2 separate regions of the Homo sapiens genome follow, and region 1 is linked to region 2. Evidence: chromatin loops called from intact Hi-C (ENCODE). Cell type or tissue: HCT116. All regions are shown on one strand. Links, peaks and the distances in the headings refer to the core of each region. The heading gives the core; the rest is flanking DNA.

Region 1 (2,912 bases), core at 91-2,590, 51 kb before region 2:
TTCCTGATGCTCTCCCTTCTCCCACCTCCCACCCTCCGACAGGTCCTAGTGTGTGTTGTTGCCCCCCCATATGTGTCCATGTGTTAACATAATGCAGTTCCCACTTGTAAGTGAGAACATGCAGTATTTGGTTTGCTGTTTCTGCATTAGTTTGCTGAGGATAATGGCTTTGAGCTCCATCCATGTCCCTGCAAAGGACATGATCTCTCTTTTTTTTTTTTTTTTTTTTTGAGATGCAGTCTCACTTTGTCGCCCAGGCTGGAGTGCAGTGGCGCGATCTCAGCTCACTGCAACCTCTGCCTCCCAGGTTCAAGTGATTCTCCTGCCTCAGCCTCCCGAGTAGCTGGGATTACAGGTGCCCACCACTACGCCCAGCTAATTGTTTGTATTTTTAGTAGTGACGGGGTTTCACCATATTGGGTAGGCTGGTCTTGAACTCCTGATCTCATGATTCGCCTGCCTCGGCCTCCCAAAGTGCTGGGAGTAAGTGCAGACATGAGCCACCATGCCCAGCTGATCTCATTCTTTTTTATGGCTGCATAGTATTCCATGGTTCTACAAAATATTTTTTAAAAATTAGCTGGGTGTGGCAGCACACACCTGTAGTTCTAGCTACTTGGGAGGCTGGGGCAGGAGGATAGCTTGAACCCAGGAGGTAGAGGCTGCTATGAGCCGTGATTGCACTGGTACACTCCAGCCTAGGTGACAGAGCAATACCCTGTCTCAAAAAAAAAAAAGAAAAGAAAAGAAAAGAAAAGAAAAAATAAAATAAAATAAATTAAAGGAAAGAGCTCCTTGGTCCTTGCGTCATTTTCCCTATCTCCTCCCTTTGCCCTCCCTCCTTACCTCACTCCCTGGCTTCCTTCCTTCTCAAGCTTCTAGTGAGCCCCTGCTCTGTGCCAGGCCCCTGGTGCTGGGGACACAGGGACAAACAAGTACTTCTTGCCATTCTTTCCATTTCTTGTGGGCTGTAGCACAGTGCCGCACATGCTATGTTATTAAGTTATCTCCACCACAAATGCCGTTTCCACCAGATGTCATTAGTGGCAACATGATCTACAGTCTCACTCACTGGCATTGCAGGATAGAATACAGCATAGCCCGCACCCACCTCCCCACCCCTCCAACCCTACCTACCTCTGCCCTTCTTCCTAAAAAGGGCAGATGCCATTTCCATTAGCCCTGTAGGGGGCACTGTCTGCCTCCTCCCTTTTTAAAAAAGGACCAGCTGGTAGACAGACTTCGTGTATCTGCCTTTTCTCCTTCATGCTTTCCTGCCATTCATGACTCATTGCTAATCAATTTTCTCTCTTCCTTGTGCCAGTTTTATAGCCAGGCTTCGCCATCTGCCTGGTGGGCGAGTTGTGTTAGTCTGTGTTTGTGTTAATAAATTAGTTCGAGTAATATTATCTGTGCTGGCTGCTAGGAATACAGACAACAGTTAGCCCTGGTGTCTGCCCTAGGGAAGCTCACAGTATGGGGTGGGAAGGGGAGGCTGCTATTCCCGCACTCTGCGAAAGGGCTGCTGGATAGGGTAGCTTTACTGTTAAGGGTGGGACTGCACTGTATTTAGGGCATGTTTACTATGCCCCAGTGAGCCCTGGGCAACACAAGGGCCCCTTTGGCTCTCTTGGCTCTGAAAAGGAAGCCAGGAGTCTTGGTGGGAAACCTCTAATAGCCGGGGGAGGGAAACGCTGTCCGGGAGAAAACCCTATTTGTTAGCAGTCTGGGAGTCATCTGTCCTTCCAGGCCGACTTTTAGTAACCATAACATCAGTTAAAATAATTTTTTTTTTTTTTTTGACACGAAGACTTGCTCTACTGCCCAGGCTGGAGTGCAGTGGTGGGAGCTCGGTCCACTGCAACTTCTGCCTCCCGGGTTCAAGCAATTCTGCTTCAGCCTCCCGAGTAGCTGGGATTACAGGTGTGCGCAACCATGCCTAGCTAATTTTTGTATTTTTAGTAGAAATGGGGTTTCACCATGTTGGCCAGACTGGTCTCAAACTCCTGACCTCAAGTGATCCATCTGCCTTGACCTTAAAATAATTTTTAATAAAGATGATTTTTAACATTGTTACAAAAGTAGTAATGTGCTCAATGAAAAAAATTTCAGTGATAGAGAAATAAAATGAATTTCAATCTTTGCCTTCAATCTGTCTCACTGTTAACACTTTAGTATGTTAATTTCCAGGTATACATAATAGATATTATAATCATATAGCTACATATGTGTATGTGTTTTTATAATCAAATATATGTGGAAAGAGCTAGAGAGATTATTGTCTTTCTTTTTTATTTTTTTATTTTTTGAGACGGAGTTTCACTCTTGTCTCCCAGGCTGGACTCCAATGACGTGATCTCGGCTCACTGCAACCTCCGTCTCCCTGGTTCAAGCCATTCTCATGCCTCAGCCTCCCGACTAGCTGGGATTACAGGCACGTGCCACCATGCGCAGCTAATTTTTGTATTTTTAATAGAGACGGGGTTTTGCCATGTTGGCCAGGCTGGTCTTAGAACTCGTGACCTCAGGTAATCCACCCACCTTGGCCTCCCAAAGTGCTGGGATTACAGGCATGAGCCATTGCGCCTGGCCAAGAGATCATTTTCAAAATATAAATAAAAATATAATAAAATATTAGGCCGGTCGTGGTGGCTCACACCTGTAATCCCAGCACTTTGGGAGGCTGAGGAGGGTGGATCACCTGAGGTCAGGAGTTTGAGACCAGCCTAGCCAACATGGTGAAACTCCGTCAAACCCTGTCTCTACTAAAATTACAAAATATTAGCTGGGTGTGATGACACGCGCCTGTAATCCCAGCTACTTGGGAGCCTGAGGCATGAGAATTGCTTGAACCCAGGAGATGGAGGTTGCAGTGAGCTGAGATCGCACCCCTACACTCCACCCTGAAGGTT
Region 2 (2,912 bases), core at 178-2,677:
AGAGGGCCCCAGAAAGAGAGCCAACCCTGGGACCAGCCAAGGGAGGCAAGAGGTGGGTGTGTTTCCAGAGTGGACAGATGTCCATTCGACCTCCTGCCTTGATGGTGGAGTCGTACAATGGGCCAGGCCCTGTGCTGAGCTCTTGACATGATACACATTATACTTATCTTATGGAACCCTCATATGTCCTAGGATCCCAGGGCCTATCCCCCTTGGATAAAGGAGGAAACTGAGGCCCGGAGAGTGACGCTTCCAGTTCCAGTTGGTGTCTGCTCAGGGGTTGGAATCTGAATTGGCTCAACTCCAAAATCCATGTTCAGCAGGTTTTCTGTAGGATGGAGAAGGATCAGGAGCTAGGCCCAGGGCTGTCCCTAACTTCAAGGGCTAACATTTTTCTGGGTGTAACCCTGTGACCTTGCCAAGTTACTTATGTATTCCTTCCCCTGCACTGACACATTCTAGGGATCCCGGAGTGGGCAGGGACTGTCCACATCATCTAGCCCTTCTTAAACATATCTGTAATTACAGGCCCTTAGGTGCCTTCTCCCCACCCAACCTGACTGTGGGTTCTTCCAGGCACTGAATCCAATTACTCTATTTATCTGCCCACATACCAAGCAAATGCCAGGAATGCATTTGGTGTTTATTGAATGAAGGCACGAATGAGGTGGAGTTAAACCTCCTTGCTTCTCAGAGGAAGCACTAAGACCCAGCGAAGGAGGGAAGGGGCTTGCCCAAGGTCACTGTCCAACTTCCACCCAGGGTACTTTCCCTTCTATGACTCAGTCCTGGCATGGGCCCAGGGTTTTGCCAAGAAGGGCTGCCTTTGGGGAGCCCCGTGGGAAACCAGAGACCCCATCTGGCCCTTAAAGCTCTTCCTCTCTTTAAGATTAGGAAAAAGGTCATAGCAACCCAAAGGAGGCGGAGCAACTGGAGTTCAAGACATTCACCTTAAAAGGTACACTCAGTTGCCCCTGCGTTTGGACTTTGCTGACCTGGAAAAAAGAGAACTGCATAGTAATCCATTTGTGTTCCATCTCGTCAAAAGTATAGCACCTGTGGGGGCTGAGCTGGTGTTTCGTGGGATCATGATGATTCTCTGACTTGAAGTGCAAGGACTGGGAAAAAATTCCATGTCTGTAAGAAAATGAATCCTAAAGATTCCAGTGTTGTACCTTATCCATTGATATATTCATTCATTCATCCATTCACCCACTCATTCATCAATGTAGTATTTCCCAAATGTCACTCATTCCTGTACTACTTTCATCATTTTTTATAATCTGTAAGATATTTTTGCTTTGTGTTTTTCTTTATTGGACTATTTTACTTAAATAAATTTAGCCTCAGCCTAAGCAACAGTACAGTCTGTTTAAATATAGCTATTACAATAACAAAATGTTTGTCCATGTATCACCTAAAACCCTCTTCTGTGCCACCTTGGATGTATCTGCATTCACTCATCCTCTCCTCTCTGCACCTCAGGTCCCACAAGTGAGCAGTGGAGGGCATTCGGATGCAATGATCTTTCAGCCCTAACATTCTGGAAGTCTGATTCAAAGAGTCACACCCAGCAAAGGAAAACACAGAGACTAGACGGAATCAGTGAAGAGGTGGCTGGTCAAAAGCAGCACATGTATCGTGTTTTCAAAGCTCAGCAGTGACTCAGGAAGGCAAGACAGGAAGTCCCTTGGGAATGGTCTGTAAACCAGGGCGAGGGACTAAGAAAAACAGGTAGATAAGTCCCCAGGAGCCTTAAACAGCCCCCAAAGCATGAGCTACACATATGTCACTAGACTCTGTCAGAACCTTTCAGAGCTGGCCAGGCATGGTGGCTCACGCCTGTGATCCCAGCACTTTGGGAAGCTGAGGTGGGAGGATAGGTTGAACCCAGGAATTCGAGACCAGCCTGGGCAACATAGCGAGACCTTGTCTCTACCAAAAATAAAATAAATAAATAATTTAAAAAGAGGCCAGGAGTGGTGGCTCACACCTGTAATCTCAGCACTTTGGGAGGCCCAGGCGGGCGGATCACCTGAGGTCAGGAGTTACAGACCAGCCTGGCCAACGTGGCGAAACCTCATTTCTACTAAAAATACAAAAATTAGTCAGGCATGGTGGCAGGCGTCTGTAATCCCAGCTACTCAGGAGGCTGAGGTGGGAGAATTGCTTGAACCTGGGAAGCAGAGGTTGCAGTGAGCCGAGATGGCGCCGCTGCACAGAGCAAGACCCCGTCTCAAAAAAAAAAAAAAAAGTAATAAAGTAAAAAATAAAAAGAACCTTCCAGAGTTTCTAGAGGCACTAAGACACTAAAATGCCAGAGAAAGCCATTTTACCCCTGAAGAAGCTCAGCACTGGGAAATGACTGGGCAGAAACGTGGCCCACCTGGCCTGCTCCTAGTCCCCAGGACCGGCCAAACTGAAGTAGGTTTCTTCAGTTTTCTTCAGGTTTCTTCAGTAGGTACCTGCTCAGCCCACAAGCCCAGGGAGTCTCCTGGGTCCTTGGTTCTTCTATGCAGCCCAGCCTCCTTGTCCAGTTAACTGGGGCAGAAGCAGGTACCTGACTCACAGGCAACCACTCTAGAGGCCAGGCTGGGCCAGTCAGATTCCTGAACTTTGGAATTAGGACAAGGAGAGGCCAGACTGTTTGCCACAGGTCCTGGTTGGGTAAGGAAATGTAGATTTGCCAAGGAGGGCTGCTTGGGACACGTGTCTGAAAGACAGAAAGGAAATTGGTGTTTTGAGAGAAGTGGACGGAAAGGTGGGCATTCCCCCAACACCAGTCCTGAGTGTAAGGTCCTTGTGCGACTTGCCTGCCCTTGAGATCTGTGAGATAGTTCTAACGCCTTATATTGAATTACATTTTTTGCTTAAACTAGCTGGAGTGGGCTTCTATTTCATGTAAACAAATC

The links. A loop is a pair of places that touch in the nucleus more often than their neighbours do. Peaks named below come from ENCODE experiments on the same cell type or tissue, not always from the same donor. Only the 100,000 strongest peaks of a DNase experiment are listed, where the experiment ranks them.
Region 1: it touches region 2 in a loop (4-fold over the local background); 13 of 110 quality-filtered maps call a loop at or near these places.

Annotation. Positions count from the first base shown.
Region 1 is chr1:40,947,382-40,950,293 of GRCh38, reverse strand. No RefSeq gene overlaps it. Among named protein-coding and RNA genes, the nearest start is that of CTPS1, 31 kb to the left of the region's middle. In HCT116, for the core only: a CTCF peak has its summit at 1,177 (motif pointing right); a DNase peak (open chromatin) is centred at 1,203.
Region 2 is chr1:40,896,385-40,899,296 of GRCh38, reverse strand. No RefSeq gene overlaps it. Among named protein-coding and RNA genes, the nearest start is that of CITED4, 35 kb to the right of the region's middle. RefSeq lists an enhancer at 50-1,249. In HCT116, for the core only: no CTCF peak of the experiment used is centred there; a DNase peak (open chromatin) is centred at 1,596; H3K4me3 peaks cover 681 bases; H3K27ac peaks cover 1,768 bases.